Linked DNA regions of Homo sapiens: all the other regions are linked to region 3. Evidence: chromatin contacts called from ENCODE Hi-C or POLR2A ChIA-PET data. All regions are on one chromosome and are shown on one strand. The core of a region is the stretch at or near the end of the contact, and the rest is flanking DNA. Distances in the headings are between cores, read along the strand shown.

What was found. Hi-C counts contacts between places; a loop is a spot of excess contacts on that map. ChIA-PET counts read pairs that join two places held with the same protein, here RNA polymerase II (POLR2A). Pooled maps may share reads with other maps.
Region 1: a loop to region 3 is called in a pooled map, with 9 times the contacts of the local background. The contact joins the promoter of CERS5 here to the promoter of CSRNP2 in region 3. A Hi-C loop is called at or near these places in 6 of 50 pooled maps. POLR2A ChIA-PET finds 5 or more read pairs at or near these places in 2 of 52 experiments (CD8-positive, alpha-beta memory T cell and activated T-cell).
Region 2: a loop to region 3 is called in a pooled map, with 2.9 times the contacts of the local background. The contact joins the enhancer-like site here to the promoter of CSRNP2 in region 3. A Hi-C loop is called at or near these places in 2 of 50 pooled maps. POLR2A ChIA-PET finds 5 or more read pairs at or near these places in 2 of 52 experiments (A673 and GM12878).
Region 4: a pooled map shows a loop between it and region 3 (9-fold over the local background). The contact joins the promoter of SMARCD1 here to the promoter of CSRNP2 in region 3. A Hi-C loop is called at or near these places in 5 of 50 pooled maps. POLR2A ChIA-PET finds 5 or more read pairs at or near these places in 2 of 52 experiments (OCI-LY7 and WTC11).
Region 5: a pooled map shows a loop between it and region 3 (6-fold over the local background). The contact joins the promoter of LIMA1 here to the promoter of CSRNP2 in region 3. A Hi-C loop is called at or near these places in 4 of 50 pooled maps. POLR2A ChIA-PET finds 5 or more read pairs at or near these places in 3 of 52 experiments (HEK293, HepG2 and T-cell).

The regions. Positions count from the first base shown.
Region 1 is chr12:50,165,885-50,169,746 of GRCh38, forward strand. CERS5 (ceramide synthase 5) reads right to left here and starts at 1,485. Exons shown (of 10, transcript NM_147190.5): 1 at 1,217-1,485. The coding sequence starts at 1,413. RefSeq lists enhancers at 832-971, 1,862-2,021, 2,073-2,834 and silencers at 1,112-1,261, 1,362-1,761.
Region 2 is chr12:50,531,116-50,535,079 of GRCh38, forward strand. The region is part of intron 1 of DIP2B (disco interacting protein 2 homolog B); the gene reads left to right. Among named protein-coding and RNA genes, the nearest start is that of DIP2B, 28 kb to the left of the region's middle. RefSeq lists an enhancer at 1,827-1,896. Within about 2 kb of position 1,841, at least 19 of the 41 ENCODE cell types and tissues checked have a DNase peak (open chromatin) inside an H3K27ac peak, as active enhancers do; they include A673 and GM12878, where a contact is called at or near this core.
Region 3 is chr12:51,081,209-51,085,340 of GRCh38, forward strand. CSRNP2 (cysteine and serine rich nuclear protein 2) reads right to left here and starts at 2,388. Exons shown (of 5, transcript NM_030809.3): 1 at 2,131-2,388. RefSeq lists a silencer at 1,950-2,439 and an enhancer at 2,813-3,439.
Region 4 is chr12:50,084,090-50,087,867 of GRCh38, forward strand. SMARCD1 (SWI/SNF related BAF chromatin remodeling complex subunit D1) reads left to right here and starts at 1,253. Exons shown (of 13, transcript NM_003076.5): 1 at 1,253-1,457; 2 at 2,072-2,259; 3 at 2,532-2,574; 4 at 2,667-2,789; 5 at 3,274-3,396. The coding sequence starts at 1,281. RefSeq lists enhancers at 1-478, 836-1,095, 1,945-2,676 and a silencer at 1,166-1,605.
Region 5 is chr12:50,281,615-50,285,782 of GRCh38, forward strand. It overlaps LIMA1 (LIM domain and actin binding 1), which reads right to left and starts at 1,906. Exons shown (of 11, transcript NM_016357.5): 1 at 1,806-1,906. It overlaps LOC107984505 (a long non-coding RNA gene), which reads left to right and starts at 2,007. Exons shown (of 2, transcript XR_001749144.2): 1 at 2,007-2,268. RefSeq lists a silencer at 1,817-2,126.

The DNA.
Region 1 (3,862 bases), core at 235-2,734, 920 kb before region 3:
CCACAGGTATAAATTCACATTATAATATCACACACCAAAGCCTCAGTGAATATCTTTATCTTGGACAAACATATGATCCATTCACTTAAAGGTGAAATCATGTGGTTGAACAAAGTATACTGCAATTCTGCTAAACTCATTTAGAAGCTGGCTCAAGGCCGGGTGCGGTGGCTCACGCCTGTAATCCCAGCACTTTGGGAGGCAGAGGCGGGCGGATCACTTGAGGTCAGGAGTTACAGACCAGCCTGGCCAACATGGCGAAACCCCGTCTCTACTAAAAATACAAAAAGTAGCCGGGCGTGGTGGCGCGTGCCTGTAATTCCAGCTACTCGGGAGGCTGAGGCAGGAGAATCGCTTCAACAGGGGAGGCGGAGGTCGCGGTAAGCCGAGATCGTGCCATTGCACGCCAGCCTGGGCAACAAGAGCGAAACTCTGTCTCAAAAAAAAAAAAAAAAAAAAGAAAAGAAAAAAGAATCTGGCTCAATATAGCTGTCCTCTGATAAAGCCCTGTGGCTCTCCTCCATCCCTTCGAACACACTCCTCCTTCCATTTCAGGCCCCAAGGCCTGTTCTGCAACTAATCTGACATCTTTCCATTACTTTGGAAGCCTAGGGCTCCACCACACCCTATCCCAACCAGATTTCTACCCTCCTACCAACAAACGTGCATGAGTTGACATACCAAACCAACTCTTAGGGCCAAACTAATCCTGTTCCCCCCAATTCTCGGAAACTCAAGCGTCCTAACAAATCTTAAGAGTCTGATGAGTCCATTCCTTTCCCTTGGAACGTCTGGCCCTTGCGTTGACCCCTCGGCTTCCATGGTCACAACTAGCTCTGGTTCTCCTGGCCCCTTCCTATCCCTCTCTTCGGGGCCTCTGCCAGAGCTCACACTGAACCTGTTTCCTCATCTGTAGGACCCTTGGAGGTTGGGAGGAGGCCTATATGACCCCCCCAATCCAACTCCGGATCTAACATTGAAGGGGCCCAGCATTCCCCTAGACCCTCACTCTTTCTCTTGCCCACGCCCCAAACTCCTTCTCCATCTAGGCTACCACCTCGCCCACGCGCCTAGCATCACCCGCCGCGGCCCAAGCTCCCCCAGCCCCTGCTTCCGGGCTTTCCTTGCAGTTCTGCTTCCGGCCCTCGGCCCTTCCCACAGCGGGGCGCCCCCGGCCCGCGCCCGGCCCCCGAGCCGCTCGCTCCCGGGCTCTCACCGCTCGAAGAGCAGCCTCACGAAGAAGATGCCCGCCGCCAGCGGGAACACCGAGAGGATGTGCCGGCCGCGGGGGTAACCGTAGCCGTCGGCCGGCCCCTCCAGATCAGCCCAGCTCACGTTCTCGGGTAGCCAGAAGCGCTCGCTCCACAGCCAGCCCCACAGCAAGCTTAGGGGTCCCTGCGCTGCTGTCGCCATCTTACGCCCACCCCGAAGCCACCGCCGCCACAAGCGTCAGCTGCCGCCACAGCCAACGGAACCCGCGGGGAGGCGGCCCCAGGGCGGGGCCCGGCCGGCGGCCACCCCCTTCCGGCCCCTTCTGGTCACTGCCACGGATCCGCCCGCCTCCCTGGCAGGGCCGGGCCTCTTCACCGCCCATCTCTCCTCCCGGCCCACTTCCCTCACTGCAACCCGGGGACCGCCTCCGGGGATCCACGCCCCTTCCCGAGCCTCTGACTCGCCCAGCCCGGCCCTGGGACCACGCCTCGGGCGGCCCTGGGCCCGCCCTCTTTTGCTGCTGGTCTAGGCCACGCTTCTACTCCTCCCTCACTCTTCCATCCAGCTACGGCCACACCCCTTATTTCAGGCCTAGCTCCTTTACGGGGACATTCTCCTTTCTCAGCCTGTTGGAATCGAATCCGTTCCGGCTCCCACCCAGGCGGTACCTCTGTCTCCACTCCCGGAGGCCAGATCGATCTCTCAGGTCAGGGCTTCTCTTGGATGTCAGCTGGTCCTGCCCACTACTGTCCGCCACTAGAGTTCTTTTCGCTCCCAACCTTTTCTTCCCTTCGTGCCCCGTGACCTCAGCCTACTTTCACTGCTTTATCCCTTAAAAATTAGTCACTTTTCCTCAGAAAAAATGGACTTAACAGTTTACAAAAGGCCGGGCGCGGTGGCTCACGCCTGTAATCCCAGCACTTTCAGAGGCCGAGGCTGGCGGATCACCTGAGGTCAGGAGTTCGAGACCAGCCTGGCCAACATGGCAAAACCCCGTCTCTACTAAAAATACAAAAATTAGCTGGGCCTGGTGGCGCTGTGCCTGTAATCCCAGCTACTCGGAAAGCTGGGACAGGAGAATCGCTTGAACCTGGGAGGCGGAGGTCGCAGTGAGCCGAAATCGCGCCATTGCACTCCAGCCTGGGCGACAGACCAAAGACTCCGTCCCAAAATAAAAATAAAAAAAGTTTACAAAAATCCTTTTATTCTTCTCTTGGGGAAAAGGAAATGGAAGAAAAACAAAGTGAAAAGGGAAGCACTCAAAAAGTATACGTAAAGGCAGGCCGGGTGTGGTGGCTCACGCCTGTAATCCCAGCACGTTGGAAGGCCAAGGCGGAAGAATCACCTGAGGTAAGGAGTTCGAGACCAGGCTGGCCATGGTGAAACCCCGTCCCTACTAAAAATACAAAAATTACCCGGGTGTGGTGGTGCATGCCTGTAATCCTAGCTACTCGGGAGGCTGAGGCAGGAGAATTGCTTGAGGCGGAGATCACAGTGAGCCGAGACCACGCCATTGCCCTCCAGCCTAGGCAACAGAGCGTCTCAAAACAAAAACAAACAAAAAAAGGCCGGGCGCGGCTCACGCCTGTAATCCCAACACTTTGGGAGGCCGAGGCGGGCGGATCATGAGGTCAGGAGATCGAGACCATCCTGGCTAACACGGTGAAACCCCATCTCTATTAAAATACAAAAAATTAGCCAGGCATGGTGGCGGGCGCCTGTAGTCCCAGCTACTTGGGAGGCTCAGGCAGGAGAATGGCGTGAACCCGGGAGGCGGAGCTTGCAGTGAGCCCAGATTGCGCCACTACACTCCAGCCTGGGCGACAAAGTGAGACTCGTCTCAAAAAAAAAAAAAAAAAAAGTATATCTAAAGGACCTAAAGGCAAAACAAAATAAATAGCCAATGTTTGATGAGGTTTCCTGTGTGCCAGGCACTGCATGGAACATTTTACACAGGTTATTTCACTCCTTCACCCTATAAAGTTGATCTTGTTATCCCCACTGGATAAGTAAACTGAGGTCCAGTGAGGCCAAACAACTTGCCCAAAGTTATGTAGGTAAGAAGTGGTAGCTAGTGTTAAGTCAAGTTTAATCTAAAGCTGCCTCCTTACATATTTAAGTTCGGCCTAAAGGTTTTCTGTACATTGTGAACTGTAACAAGTGGAGGTGTAAATCGAACGTAGACCACACCAGTGCCAATCACTGAATTTTGGCCAATCAAATGTAGCCAACTGTTCCAACCACGTTCAAATGAGACAAACGCTGATCTGTAACCAATCTGGTTGTTTCTGTACCTCACTTTCATTTTGCTGTCCATAAATCTTCCACCACGTGAATATGCTGGGTCTCTGTGGATATGCTGGGTCTCTCTGAATCTGCTGTGATTCAGGGGCTGCCCAATTTGAGAATCATACATTGCTCAAACTCCTTTAGGCTGGGCACGGTGGCTCACGCCTGTAATCCTAGCACTTTGGGAGGCCGAGGCAGGCGGATCACAGGTCAGGAGATCGAGACCATCCTGGCTAACATGGTGAAACTCCGTCTCTACTAAAAATACAAAAATTAGCTGGGCGTGGTGGTGCGTGTCTGTAGTCCCAGTTACTTGGGAAGCTGAGGCAAGAGAATCGCTTGAACCCAGGAGGCGGAGGTT
Region 2 (3,964 bases), core at 591-3,090, 550 kb before region 3:
GCTCACTACAAGTTCTGACTTCTGGGTTCACGCCATTCTCCTGCCTCAGCCTCCCGAGTAGCTGGGACTACAGATGCCTGTCACCACGCCTGGCTAATTTTTTTTTGTATTTTTAGTAGAGATGGGGTTTCACCATGTTAGCCAGGATGGTCTCGATCTCCTGACCTTGTGATCCGCCCACCTCGGCCTCCCAGAGTGCTGGGATTATAGGTGTGAGCCGCTGCACCCAGCCAAGGAGAGCATATTGAGTGAGCAGAGGCTAAACACAGAACTGGAAAGCACCACCATTTAAGGGGGAAGCTGAAAAAAAGAACCTGGAAAAGAGGTCAGAGGGGTATGAGTGACCAGAGGGAGAAGAGCAAAACAACAAGGAGTATTAAGTGTCTCTTGTTGCATAGAGTTTGAGACTAGGACTGAGAAAATGCAATTGAGATTACAAGCAGAGGTCATTGGTGGTGACCTTTGCCTAAGCTGTTTTAGTAGGGTTTAGGGACAGGGTTGGGGCAAGGAAGGGGCACTGCAGCCTGTTGAAAGTGGATAAGGAATGCAAAGCAGAGAGGAAGTGGAAGTAGAGGCAGGCGGGGTACCCTGCTGTTTCAAGCCTGGCCGTGTGAGGTGGAGAGAAAGGAAGTAGCTAGGATATATACACATTCATCTGTTCTTTGTCTCTCTCCTCACTAGAAAATAAGTTGCCTGAGGGCAGGAACTTAGTTTTATTCACTGCTTTATCTCCAGAGTAAAAAATTGCTCCTGGCCTGTAGTAGGCACTCAACAAATATTTGATGGCCAAACAAATGAATTATGTTAAGAAGGTAGAGACTTGAGTGTGTTCATTTGTTGGTGGAGGGGTAAGAGGTCTTGGGGAGGAGGAATTGAAAGTCTAGAGTAGAAAGATGTGATGGAACGAGGTCTCCCTGAGTCAGCAAAGCTTGAGACCCTAAGTGCTGCTGGAGTGATCATTCAGGATGCCAGGAATGACTCCTTTTCTGCTGAAACAGAAGGGAAGAAGGAAAGGATGGGAGCAGAGGCAGATACTCATAGGTGATGGATGAGGAAGCTGAGGGAGTTCTTGCCTAGTGGCCTTATGAGTATTCTCTGAGTTAAAAATAAGAGTGTTGGCCGGGTGCGGTGGCTCATGCCTGTAATCCCAGCACTTTGGGAGGCTGAGGCAGGCAGATCATTTAAGGTCAGGAGTTCCAGACCAGTCTGGCCAGCATAGTGAAACCGCGTGTCTACTAAAAATACAAAAATTAGCCAGGTGTGGTGGCATGCGCCTGTAATCCCAGCTACTTGGGAGTCTGAGGTGGGAGGATCGCTTGAATCTGGGAGGTGAAGGCTGCAGTGAGCCAGATCGCACCACAGCACTCCAGCCTGGGCGACAGAGCCAGATTCTGTCTCAAAAAACAAAAAACAAATAAAAATAAGAGTGTAATATATGTATCCTTGGAACATGCATTGTGAAGACATACAAAAAAACCCACCAGCATTTAAGCAGCTGTGCTTCTGTGGAAAGTCACTGTGGTCAGTGACATGAAAGGTAGGTGAGGTGAGGATGTGCCAGAGAAGATGAGTAAGAGTAGGTGAGACAAGAGGTCTCTAGTCTCAGCTGGGAATGTAGGGTGTGGTTTGACCTGAGAGAAGGGAGTGTGGGTAACCCCCTTTCCTCTAGAAGGAGCAGGGCGCTGTCCTTGGGCTCTCAGGGAAGTGGGGGAAGAAAGGGCAGTGTATAAGTCTTACTCTTTCCTGTGTGAGAAAAAACGCAGAGAAACTTAAGCCTTGAGTGAATTAGAGTAACTCTTTGTTAGTGACTCCTCTGGCCCTCACCGGGCTGGTTTTTCAGTGATCTATTTCTGATTCATTTGACAGGAAACTGCTTTCCCAACTTTTACAAGCTGTTATCTAAAATGGTTTGTGTGCTTAACAGCAAAGGTAGTAGTGAGAAGGAGGATGTGACAGAGTCACAGTGAGTCATAAAGAACAAGACATGACCATATTTGTTTACCTCATCAGGTTTTACATAGAATTAATTTAAAGAATATTAAAGTGTCCATTTTGTTTTAATTAGCAGTTGTTTAGTAATAAGTTCTCATGCTTTGGAATTCTCTGTTTTCAGTCTCATCAAATTCAAGACTACATATTTCTCATGACCTTTCTGGAAGGGAGAGGAGAGTAGTAAGGATGAGTCTTGTAGTCTTCTAGTCTTCAGTTGAAATTAAATAACCCAACCAAGATGATTGTTTTTCTTTTGCTGTCAGCCTTATCAGCCATTACTGCAGGTCAACCCCTGACAAGTTGTGTAGGGTGAGGGTAGCGTCGAACTAGAGTTTTGGCTGTTGCTGTTTTGCATTTTGTGTGTGTTTGCATGTGTTCTCTGTAAAGTGAGCAGAGGATCCTTCAGAAAGGGAGCAGATTCCAAGGGTAAGAAGGGATTTCACCTACAGGAAGTTGTGGATTCTAACCATTTTTTAACTGCCCTATCAAGGAAGACAACTTTTTTCCTTTTTTTTTTTTGAGACAGGATCTTGCTCTGTTGCCTAGGCTGGAGTGCCGTGGTGTGATCACAGCTCACTGCAACCTCTACCTCTTGGGCTCAAGCAATCCTCCCGCCTCAGCCTCCCAAGTGGGCACCATGCTGGCTAATTTTTAAATTTTTTTAGACAGAGATTCTCACTACTTTGCCTAGGCTGGTCTTGAACTCCTGGGCTCAAGTGATCTGCCTGCCTTTCAGCCACCCAAAGTGCTGGGATTATAGGAGTGAGCCACTGAGCCGGGCCTAACTTTATATTATAAAAAGTACCTGTTACTTTTTGGAGATGGGAGAAACTTTTTTCCCCCCTGTGACAGAAGGTGAAATCAGAGATTTGAGGTATGATAGTTGGAACTTGGTATTATCATAATTAGAATTCATCAATACTTAGAATTCATTTTTTTCTAAGCCATCTCCTTACTCTAACTCATTCCCCATGATTCTAAATTTTTTAGTCATTAGTCAACTAGTTAGAACTCCAATTAGGCATGTATTCTGGGGAATAAAATATGACTTTATCAGCATTTTGGGGAACTCAGGGACAAGAGATTCATCTGGTCAAGTTGGCATCAACAGGCTGAGGACTCATTTCTCATTTTCATGGAGAACCAAGTTTTAGCCAAATCCTTATTTTCTGGGAATTTATATTATGTATGTGTGTCTAAAAAAACACTTTCAAGACTTTTGAAACCCAATGACTGGACTCTTTTTACACATTCTCATTTCATTTTTTTTTTTTTTTTTTTTTGAGACGGAGTCTCACTGTGTCGCCCAGACTGGAGTGTAGTAGCGCAATCTCGGTTCACTGCAACCTCCACCTCCCAGGTTCAAGTGATTCTTCTGCCTCAGCCTCCTGAGTAGCTGGGATTACAGGCATGAGCCACCACGCCCGGCTAATTTTTGTACAGATGGGGTTTCGCCATGTTGGTCAGGCTGGTCTTGAACTCCTGACCTCAGCTGATCCACCCACCTCGGCCTCCCAAAGTGCTGGGATTACAGGCGTGAGCCACCATGCCCGGCCTCAGTTGGTTTTTAGAGAAATCAACTGGACAGCATTCTGAGATTAGGAGAATGTCAGAGACAGTGAGGTAACATGGAAAAGATTGTGGGTTTGGGTTTCACTTCTGTTTATAAGCTTTGTGACCTTGGGCAAGTCATTTAACCTCTCCTATCCTTTGGGAGATGAAGTGGCTAGATGAGAGAATCTAGTTCTTCCTAGCTCTTAGTTCCTGAGATGACCTATGATTAGATCTGTTTATCAAAGTATATGAAAAGGAGATCCTATTTTAAATTCACTGGAACAGGGCCTGGCGTGATAGCTCACTTCTATAATCTCAGGACTTTGGGAGGCTGAGGTGGGTGGGTCATTTGAGCTCGGGAGTTTGAGACCAGCTTGGGCAAGATGGTGAAGCCCTGTCTCTACAAAACAATATTAAA
Region 3 (4,132 bases), core at 1,138-3,637:
ACCCAGGAGGCAGAGGTTGCAGTGAGCTGAGATTGTGCCACTGCACTCCAGCCTGGGTGACAGAGCCAGACCTGCCTAAAAAAATAAAATAAAATAAATAAAAATAAATTTTTTAAAAAAATAAATCTTTCTTTGCAATAGTAACAGAATAGTTTCCATACTTTCCAATTCATCAAATTAATCTTTCAAACTACAACTAGAAAAATCAGTCATTCCTACCTCTCTCAATTATTCATTGGTAGAGGATCAATGCCTGTGTTCAAGAGATACACTTGTAAGTTTTAGCACCTAGGAATGCAGGTAAAAACCGACAGTTAACTGTCAAAATGACCAACTCAACAAATGCTTTTGGAGAAAATAATGCAACTCTCTTTAAAGCTTTTAAATGCCAGTGAAATGAAAGGTCAGCTGACACTTTCTGGCTACATGTCTAATGGTCTTTTCTCAAGAGTTTCTAGCTGAACATTTTCCAAAGTTATATGAAATAGTTAAGATCCAGAGCACAGAATACATCAGGCTAGCACCTAATAAACAGTTCCACCAGAATATGTATATTTTAGTACTAGATCTAAGTTTTTTTCAGGCCTAAAAGGATTCCTATAACCACCAAAACAAACAAACAAACAAACAACAACAACAACAAAAAAAAACAGCATATGTGAGAGCAGCAAGAGGGACTGCCCAGGCAAAATTTTCTGGAAGAATCTATTTGCAAAGTTTAGGTAATATAAGTCTCTTTCTTAAATGAGTCCAAAGTAATAAGCTACATCTCACAGGAGAAAGCCTCTTCACTTGACTGGAACCCAACCTTCTGCTAAAGGTCAAGGAATCAAAACCTCCAGTAAGATGGTCAGGGCTACCATCTGTAGCTGGGTTGGAAGGAAGGCTTGCTGCTGTGTTACCATAAACCTGAATAAAATGACCTGCCCTGTTTCTCCTTTTACAAGATACTGTGGTTGTTTCTCATATACCATGAATTTCATGGATCCATGTGTCTTTGTGATCACCAGGATCATGAACTTACAAAGCACCCAAGTGAAAACCCCCCGCTTAAGTTAGGTGTTTAAAGAAAGCCGTGCACTCACCACCCCCACTCCCCGATTTTTACCCATTCACTAACACAAGGTTAGAATTTTCCATGCCTAAACTACCATCGTGTGGAAGACAGATCTTTGTGGGAACTGGAACATGATGCTGCATTAACTCTCAAGGATATCCAGTCATTTATAACACCGGCACAACCAACATCCTGGCTTTGTGGATTTGCAAGACAGAAAGCCAGTGAAGAAAAAAATCTGAACTATGAATTTACCTTGAACTGAAAACTGCAGGACAAGGGGACAGTGTTGTCTTGTGGGGATAACTTCTAGCATTTCATTCTGAAGAACAGTTTGTGTGTCACACTGCCACTCTCAACCCCTTTAAAAGGATGAATCAAGACCACAGCACTAAAAGGGACGGGTGGCAGTTGGCTGCGTAATTGGGCCTATGAAAAAAGATCAAGCTAGCAACCAGGGCAATTGATGCTTTCATTTTCCCACACGACGCCAGAAATATGGGAGACATCAGGAACCGGAGCGAAGGGACATGTCAAGTCACCAGTTCCTTTTAATGAACACTCCTGCCGAACCCTTCAGCTCTCGGCCCACTTCCCTCTGATTCCTGCTAACCTTCCCGCTCATTCCAATCCTCTGCAGCCCCTACCCAGCCTTCCGCATCCCTTCCTGCCTGCTACTCACAAATTCCCAACCACTCCTCCCACATTTTCCTCTGTTCCCCCTCCCCTTCCTTCACTTTCCTCCATCCTACATCATTCTCCACTCCATTCCGAACTCAATCCTCATCTGCAATCCTGCAGGCTTCCAAGCCGCCCATCGGTCTCCCGCGAGCTGCCCCCGCAGTCCGGGCCAGCGTCCTCGGTGCCCCTCGCTCCCACGCCTCTTCCCGACTCGGTTCCTTCCCAACGGCACCCGACCTCCCCGCCCCCCGACCGCTCCCGTCCGAGCCTCTCATTTCTGACCCCTCCATCCGCACGGCTCTGGGCTTGACCACTCCTCCACGGCCGCCCGAGGGCCGATCCCGAGAAAGGACGAGGCGGCACCCTCCGCCCCGCACCCCTAGGCCCATTACCGGCCCCGCCGCAGCTGCCTCCTCCCGTGATGGTCTCTGCCGCCCCCGCTGCCGCCGCCGCCCTAGCCCGGTGGGAAGGAGGGAGGAGCGAGCGAGTCCCGGGCCCCGCGGCGACGGCCGGGGAGCTCCCAGGGCGGCAGGGCGGGGAGGGAGGGCGGTGGGCAGCCCAGCCGGCAGGCAGAGAGGGCCGGGCGTCTCCGGCAACTCGGGCGCCCCCGGCAGCAGACGCCCAGAACCGCCCCGGCTCCGGCTAACAATAGGATCCGGCCGCAGCGCACTGGCTCTTATAGGCGCCGGCACGTCCTGACCGAGACCCGGGGCTGGCTGGGAAATGGAGTCTACGGGCCGGCCCACACCCAGCAGCATGCCGGGAGTTGTAGGCGGTAACTGCTGCAAAGCCGAAGCCGGCGCGCAAACCGGCTCCCGAGGCGGCAGCTCTGCTGCAACCTTTTAATGGGGGAAGAGAGGAGACTCAGCTACAGATCTTAAATAAACGAATTCTCCTCCAAAGCTCCCTTTTTCTTTCGTGTCCTGACCACACGCCATTAGGAACATGATCCCCCCTTCTCCTCGCTCATGGGGTCTTAGTCTTCAGCAATATGACTTATTGCAGCCTGCGCAGGTTATAAAGAATACAAGCAATATCTTGAGTTATCTACTTATATGAGGGAGTGCTTTGAGTGTTTTCTTTAAAAAAAAAAAAATTGCTGCCGGGCGCGGTGGCTCACGCCTGTAATCCCAGCACTTTGGGAGGCCGAGGTGGGCGGATCACGAGGTCAGGAGATCGAGACCAACCTGGCTAACAAGGTGAAACCCCGTCTCTACTAAAAAATACAAAAATTAGCCGGGCGTGGTGGCGGGCGCCTGTAGTCCCAGCTACTCGGGAGGCTGAGGCAGGAGAATGGCGTGAACCCGGGAGGCGGAGCTTGCAGTGAGCCGAGATCGCGCCACTGCACTGCAGACTGGGCGAAAGAGCGAGACTCCGTCTCAAAAAAAAAAAAAAAAAAATCTTCTCAACTTTGCAAACTAATTTATTTATTTAAATAGAAAAGGGGTTTTCGCCATGTTGCCCCGGCTGGTCTTGCACTCCTGGGCCCAGGCGATCCGCCCGCCTCGGCCTCCCAAAGTGCTGGGATTATACGCATGAGCCACCGCGCCCTTCCGCAACCTATTTTTAAGAAAGGGCGCCAGGCGCGGTGGCTCATGCCTGTAATCCCAGCACTTTGGGAGGCCGAGGCGGGCGGGTCATGAGGTCAGGAGTTCGAGACCAGCCTGACCAACATGGTGAAACCCTGTCTCTACTAAAAATACAAAAATTAGCCGAGGGTGGTAGCACGTGCCTTTAATCCCAGCTCCTCGGGAGGCCGACCCAGGAGAATGGCTTGAACCCGGGAGGCGGAGGTTGCAGTGAGCCAAGACTGCACCATTGCCCTCCAGCACGGTCAACAAGAGCGAAACTCCGTCTCAAAAAAAAAAAGAAAAAGAAAAAGAAAAAAAAGGGGAAAACCAAGATTAAGAAGTCAAAAGTTGTATGTGATTTGCCAAGGACACATAGCCTTGGTTTCTTCTTTGTTGTCTTTCCCTTGAACTATAAGGCTCGGCAAGCTCGAGCTGCATTCTCTTGTCCCCCGACCCCCACCCCGCCCCCTCATTTTGTTCTGTCATCTTGTTTGCTTCTACTTTCCCCCTTCCATACTCTGCTTGAATACACTGGCCTCATTGCAGCTCCTTCAACTGGGCAATCATTCTCTTACCTCAGGGCCTTTTGTCTGGCTTCCACCAGCTAGCCACATACTTACTCCCTCACATAATATCTGCTCGAATGTCCCCATATCCGAGATCTTCCCTAACCATATTTCTTTTTCCCTGCATTAAGAGACAGGATTTCACTCTGTCACCCAGGCTGGAGTGCAGTGGCGCAATCACGGCTCACAGCAGCCTCAAACTCCCGGGCACAAATGCCTAACCATATTTCTAAAATGGTGCTTCTCCTTAGTTTCTA
Region 4 (3,778 bases), core at 3-2,502, 1.0 Mb before region 3:
CTGGAGTGCAGTGGCGCGATCTCGGCTCACTGCAAGCTCCGCCTCCCGGGTTCACACCATTCCCCTGCCTCAGCCTCCCGAGTAGCTGGGACTACAGGCGCCCGCCACCACGCCCGGCTAATTTTTTTGTGTTTTTAGTAGAGACGGGGTTTCACCGTGTTAGCCAGGATGGTCTCGATCTCCTGACCTCATGATCCACCCGCCTGGGCCTCCCAAGTGCTGGGATTACAGGCATGAGCCACCGTGCCCAGCCCCCCATCCCTATTTTTTAATATTTAAAAAAAAAAAAATCTGAGGCCAGGCACAATGGCTCACACCTGTAATCCCAGCATTTTGGGAGGCTGAGGAGCACAGATCGCTTGAGCTCAGGAGTTCGAGACCAACCTGGGCAACATGGCGAAACCCCATCCCTACCAAAAATACAAAACAGTCTGGCATGGTGGTGCATGCCTGTGGTCCCAGCTACTTGGTAGGCTGAGTTGGGAGGATCACTTGAGCCTGGGAGGCGGAGGTTGCAGTGAGCTGAGATGGTGCCACTGCACTCCAGCTTGGGCGAGAGAGAGACAGACCTCATCTAAAAAAAAATAAAAAATAAAAAATAATAATCCGGAAGCAGGTTAGGTCAGAGAGAAAGTTAGGATGAAGTTCCCACGTGAGGTACTTATTGAGGCACTTTATCTGTGGAATGAGTCCCGGGCTATGAGCAAGGGTATCTGGAATCTTGGCTTCGGCTTTATGGCTAACTTGCTGGTTGACCTTTGCCAAGTCATTCACCTGTGAGTTCAGCTTTCCCATTTGTAAAATGGAATAAACTGTGTTTCCCTCCTCAGCCCCTGATAGTTATAGCAGTAAGAAAACGAAACGAAAAGCAGTCAAAGCGTTTTGGAAAGTTAACGCCATGCGCCAAGATGAAGCTATTACTCCAAGCCCCTCTTCATCAGAGGGCTCGAGTTGGGGTTGAGACTGGGGCTGAGGCTGTGGTCCGTCCCCCTTTCCAGGTCCTTGTCTTCCTCCCGTCGGCCTGGGGGCGCCCGCTCACGCGGCCTCTCTATTGCAGAGCTCTTCTCTATGGTTTTCCCTCCCGGACCGTGAAGGCGGGAGGGCGTGGCCAGCACGCCTTTTCCGCTAGTCGCCCCGCTCTATCCCATAGTCTCGCTGCCCTGAGCCTCCCGTGCCGGCCGGCCGGCCGGGGGAACAGGCGGGCGCTCGGGGGGCGCTCGGGGGGCGGGGGGAGTTCCGGTTCCGGTTCTTTGTGCGGCTGCATCGGCGGCTCCGGGAAGATGGCGGCCCGGGCGGGTTTCCAGTCTGTGGCTCCAAGCGGCGGCGCCGGAGCCTCAGGAGGGGCGGGCGCGGCTGCTGCCTTGGGCCCGGGCGGAACTCCGGGGCCTCCTGTGCGAATGGGCCCGGCTCCGGGTCAAGGGCTGTACCGCTCCCCGATGCCCGGAGCGGCCTATCCGGTGAGTGGGGCAGGAGGAGGGGCGCGCGGGCCGGGGGCGGGGCCGAGCGGGGACATGGGAGTGACAGGGGTGGGGGGAGAAGTAGGAGGGACTCCCTTGGGAGGGGTTCGGGCTCTGGGTGGGGGTTGGGGGAGGCAGTGCGCAGAAAGAGAGGGGGAGGCAGTTACACACCTGCTCCTAGGGGCATTGTTTCCCTGGGGAGTCGGTAGAGAACCTGGGTGGGTGAAGTGGGTCCAGGGATACCTGTATGAGGGCCGGAGTGCAAAGGGGCTTGAGCAGCTCCAGTGATCAGAGGAACACAGAACGTGTAGCTGACAAATTGAGGTCAGCTTCTAAAGAGATAGTAGCTAGCAGAGTAAATGTGGAACTGGCGATGTCCGATGTGTCCCATCCAAAATAGACTGAGAATTTGAGTATAATCTGGCTCTCGCTTAGCTTTTGGACTCTGTTTTTCTATGGAGTCACTACTGGAGCAAAGGGTTCTCCTCTCATTGTCCTCCATTCCATCCCTAAACCTTACTTCATTCAAAGATCTCAGGCGTTCCCTGCTTTTCTTTCTTGATGGGGTTTAGCAGGTGAAACCATGACATCTCTGGGTCCTCTCCCCTCTGTAGAGACCAGGTATGTTGCCAGGCAGCCGAATGACACCTCAGGGACCTTCCATGGGACCCCCTGGCTATGGGGGGAACCCTTCAGTCCGACCTGGCCTGGCCCAGTCAGGGATGGATCAGTCCCGCAAGAGACCTGCCCCTCAGCAGATCCAGCAGGTCCAGCAGCAGGCGGTCCAAAATCGAAACCACAAGTAAGATGATCCTGGGGCAGAGGGAGGGAGGGAGGGAGCCTGGGAGGACACAGGTGGTGGGAGTACCTGAACCAAGAAGTGGTGGTGCTGTGTCAGCAGATGGTGCTACAGAACTCATCCTTGAGAATGCTTGGTGGTGGTGGTGGTGGTGGTAGTTCTTTGAGAGAAGCTTTGCAGTCCCTTCACATTACTATAAATGGACGTGCTGACAGCTTATTTTCACGTTCTGACTAGTTCTGTCCCAACCTGATAATAGTATTTATTCCCAACAGTGCAAAGAAAAAGAAGATGGCTGACAAAATTCTACCTCAAAGGGTGAGTCCAGGCTATATGTCTTCTGGAAAGTGTGGTGAGTTTGAGTATAGAGATGATCATCCTAGATTTCAATTAATTTTTCTGTTCCTAAGATTCGTGAACTGGTACCAGAATCCCAGGCCTATATGGATCTCTTGGCTTTTGAAAGGAAACTGGACCAGACTATCATGAGGAAACGGCTAGATATCCAAGAGGCCTTGAAACGTCCCATCAAGGTAACACAGGAAAGTACTAGGCAGAGAGCCAAAGGAGAGGACCCAGGAACCTTCAGCAGAATTAGGATGAGAAATCAAAGGCACAGCACAACTCTCCTTGGCATTTAAATTGCATCTCTCCCTTCCGCCTACAAACTGAGAATTACATTAGGAGGATAAGAACAGAATGGCAAAGGGGGAGGGGCTCTTGATGTCTCTTGCACTACAAATATACCCTTGTCCATGTTTTCGCTGTAACTGCTCTGCTACCTTGGGAACCTGGCACCTTGCATGACTTTGTCCACCTGGCATCCCACTATATGCACTTGTACTTAGGCTGATGGCCAGTACTCCTCTTCTAAATGGAATCTTCATCCACCCACCCAAGGGACTGGGTAGACAGTAAGCCAGTCTGTTAGGAGTAATTTTGGGGTTTGGGGAGACCGTTGTCTTCAACATCAGACCACTGAAGCCCCACGATCAATCCTGTTTCTGCCTTCCTCAGCAAAAACGGAAGCTGCGAATTTTCATTTCTAACACTTTCAATCCGGCTAAGTCAGATGCCGAGGATGGGGAAGGGACGGTGGCTTCCTGGGAGCTTCGGGTAGAAGGACGGCTCCTGGAGGATGTGAGTTCAAGGTCCACAATGGTTGGCATCTAGGGTGGGAGCTGCTGGGAATGAACAGTGTTGTCTGGTCAGCAGGAAGCCTAACTGGTGCTCACAGCTCCTTTTGGGAGCAGTAAGGAGAGGGACACTGTTCCCTGCACTGAAAGACAGTGGTCCTTTGTGTTTGCCCCCACACCTTTGGCCCTCACTGGTATCATATGGAGAACCTTATTGTCCTGGGATCTGATTTGTGGTTTACCTTCCTCTTGGTGCTGCTGGCCATTGGATTTAGCCATATCTGTAGATTATTTAGTTTTTTTTTTTTAATCGAGTTTGCACTTAATTTGAGGCTGTGTTTCCTCTCTGAGTCCTTGTGGTATCTCCATCTTCTCAACTTTCACTG
Region 5 (4,168 bases), core at 656-3,155, 800 kb before region 3:
CAATACAGAACAGTGGAAACAGATCCAACTATTTACTAAATGCCACATTAACAACAGGGTCTAATCCCATTTTCCATAGGCCATAGAATTGGAGGAAGAGAGGGTAAGAAATATGAAAGTGATACAAATACATAGATTGAAGAGAATCACTCATTATTACTCAGAGGTTTTTGTTTTTAAGGAAAAGCAGAAGAGAGAATTAAAAAACAAAACAAAACACCTATATTCCCTATGCTCCTACAGTACCCTGGGCTGACCTCTAGTATAGAAATGACCTCACTAATACCATAAATTGTATGTGGATCTGTCTAACCCATTTGATTTTAAGTTCTTTTAGGGTAAAGACGTTTGGCACTTTGAATCTACAGTAGGACTGACATGAAAGGCACTCAATATTTTGTCCAAAGAATGAAATAAGTTCCTAAACTAATTACCTAGTACATTATATGTTGTTCTATCAATGCAAAACAAGAAAACATATATGAACACACACTTTTTTTTGCCTTCTTTCACGCCAACTCTATAATTTTTTGAAGATCTATCTAAAACGTGATCATCCTGCACCCAGGTTATACCTCTACAGGAACTTAGAACATGTTGTTAGGGGTCATGTTCTTTTGTGTCTACATCATACCTCAGAAGAAAGGATTGGTGTTATTTCATGGCTCCTGAAATATTTAGCATTTGTGAATAGTATTGGTAACCAAGCAGATAAAAGGTACTGTGTTAAACCATTTAAATCAAGAGCAAAAGAAAGAATACTTAATGCAAAAGAAAACCTCTCCCCAAAATGGGCATTGCCTTAAAAACTGATAACTCCCTAATTACCTTTGACTAACCTGAAAAGTCAAGTCAATTGAACCATCTGGATTAGGCAGATCTGGATTAGGCAGACTTATCTTTTATTTTTATTTATTTATTTATTTTTTTGTAGAGACAAGGGTCTCGCTAAGTTGCCTTGGCTGGTCTCAAACACCTGGGCTCAAGCGATCCTCCCGCCTCAGTTTCCCAAAGTGTTGGGATTATAGGCGTGAGCCACTGCGCCCGTCCAAGGCAGACTTTTGAAAGCTGGAATTAGGTGCAAGACAATAGTAGTTCAAATATCTCTCACCAGGATCAGCTAAACCGTTCTTGCAAGCATCAGTAAGGAGGCTAGGAAGGGTGCCAGATGGTTCGTTCCTAGCAGCTACAACTTCAAGCTTTAGTATGTGTAGCCAGGGGTGTACAATTACCTTACATTAACACCAACATATGTCGGGGGCAAGTGCCAGCGATATATACACGATAGCGATTCGGGGATGACACATCGGCTGCAAGGACTGCTATATTCTCAACATTCCTCAAAAGGGTGTAAGTGTCTTAAACAGAGTTCAGCTGGCGTAATGGAAGGGAGAAAAAATCGAAAAGAGAGGGAATGGCTGAAAATGAAGGAAAAAGAACAGTTGAATATTACAGTATTTCCCTGGAAGGAGGGTATTTGGAGTTTTAATGAATTGTCACCTTCCTCCACCACACCAGAAAGTATACAGTTAGAATGCAGTGTTCTCGGTGGGAGAGGACGGGGTATTTGCAGCTCCCGCCCTTGGGCAGCAAAGGCTCAGCCCGACATAAGCACTCCCCACCCAGCGCAGGCCCCAGAAGTGAGGAAAGAACGGAGGATCAGCGTCCCTCGACCCCTTATCTCGAGGGGGAGGGACTCACACTCCTTGCACTCCCCCCGCCCCAAAAGTCGAAGGAGAAAGAGGGTGTGGAGAGAAGCCGGGGTCTTCCCGCACTCTCCGGTTGTGGAGAGAGAAGGCCCTTACCTGGCTAAAAGCCGCCTTTCCTCTGCGCTGCTACCAGCCCTGTCACAGGTCCCGGCGCTCTACCTAGCGCACCTGTCGCGACCAAGCTGCTAACACCTACTGCTCCTGCGGCCCCGCCCCGGACCCCGCCCACCGCCGCGGGGGCGCGCACGCCAGACAGCCTCCCGTGCGGCCTCGGGCTGAGCGTGCGCGCCACCGGCTACGTGCCCAGCGCTCGCGTCTGCTCCAGTCGCTCTGGCGGTGCGGGGCGCTGGCGACGGGACAGGGTTTTTGCTGCCCGGGGCCTAGTCTACCTCGGCACGCTTTTCTCTGAAGGAGACACGCACTTGCACGACGTGGGCCTCTGTGCAGCTCTACTTTGTCCTTAACTCCTCTGACTCAACGTTATCGCAGTTTGACTCTGGAGCCACTCAGGTTTTTCCTAAGCTCAACTCTAGCCAGCTAGGTTCCTGGTGCTTTGGGGGTAAGTTGTGTGCAGGGAGGGTGTTTTACAGGAGGCTGTGTGGTGTAGTGGAAAAAGCTGAATTAAGTACATTAATCCTGAAAACGGTTTGACAAGGGCAGATGACGTCCAAGTTCTCCAACAGCTGTTTTTACTCCTCCATTCAGAATAGGAGCTGTGCTAATGGTTTGGAGACCGTCAATTGGCCTAGCACTTGGCCATCCTGCCCCCAAATTCTTGTCCCAGTTCCGTGCCAGCTGCATGATGCCTTTTGATAGTATCCTTCTTTCCTGTACCTCAAGCATAGTAGGGTTTCAGACCACAAGTTTTCTGAAGCTTTTCGGAATTCATGCAGCTTGATGCGTTATTAGTAGGGGCTGCTCGTGGGAAAACGCTTGTAATTACACTTCCTCAAGAAGTTAATGAAAATGTGTGAGAAGAGAGATTTCCAACAGGTGATGAATATGCCAGCCAGTTATTCCCTTCTTCCTTCAAATATCCAGCCTAGACTGATTTCTGGATAGGTATTGTAGAAATAAAAATTTCAGACAAAACAAACTTAGATTTTGAATCGGACAACAGTCAGAACCAAAAGAGGCTCAGACACCCCTGCTCTAGCTGCCCAGGCATCAAACTTTATAGGCTGAACACGAAAGTAAAGAAATTTGATTGGCTACAGCTAAGCGTTTGCCTTATTTGGGTATGGTCACATGGGAGGTCCCTAATTATATAACCACTTGGCTGGTTGTCTGTTTGTGATTGGTTGAAACTCCATTCAAAATCAGGTACAAGGGGCCGGGCGCGGTGGCTCACACCTGTAATCCCAGCACTTTGGGAGGCTGAGGCAGGCGGATCCCCTGAGGTTAGGAGTTCGAGACCAGCCTAGCCAACATGGCGAAGCACCGTCTCCACTAAAAATACAAAAATTAGCCGGACGTGGTGGTAAGTGCCTGTAATCCCAGCTACTCGGGAGGCTGAGGCACGAGAATGACTTGAACCCGGGAAGTGGAGATTGCAGTGAGCAGAGATCTCGCCACTGCACTCCAGCCTGGATGAGAGAACGAGACTCCATCTCAAAAAAACAAAACAAACAAAAGGTGCAAGGAATACCTCTAAATTTTGGGTTGCTTTCTGGGTACAAAAACAACTCCAAACTAATGGCCTGCTACTTATTTTGCATTAACAGTATCAAGTATCAAGACTCCAGCAAAAGTGGCAGACAGCATGGGAATGCTAAAGAGCATACAATATCAATACAGGATAGTACTCCAGAAAATACGTTACCCTGCATGTGGCGTTCCCTCAATAGATGTCTCCCCTCCCCCCAATTTTTTTTAGCTCTGTGCTTTAGTGGATACAAAAATTACTTGCTTTCCCAAAGCCTCCTTTTGAAGATAGAGCTAGCATTAGGTTGATTGCTAAATTTTCAGGGATTTTATGAGCCAGGTCATAAGCACAACCATTATTAGAAATCAAATTATATAAGCTACAATTAAATTATCTTAAAAATAAAAGTAATAGGCCAGGCATGTTGAGTCACATTTGTAATCCCAGTGCTTTGGGAGGCTAAGGCGGGAAGATGGCTTGAGGCTAGAAGTTTGATGTTGCAGTGAGCTATGATCACACCACTGCACTCCAGCCTGGGCAACAGAGTGAGACCCTATTTCTAAAAAAAAATTTTTAAATATAATAAATATTAAAAACTCATCACTTTGTAGTTTTTTTCTTCATTTTACTAATAATTCTGCTCTTGAGGTTATTTGTCCATTGTATTCCCTGTGGAAATACTACATATGTTGTATGCATCTCTTCCCAACTCTATTCAGAAATGTCACATTGGTAGCACGAAATTGGCTGTAAGGGGAGTATTTACACCATGGAAATGGGCAAATGCAGCAAGTCAGGGCGTGATTTATTGTTT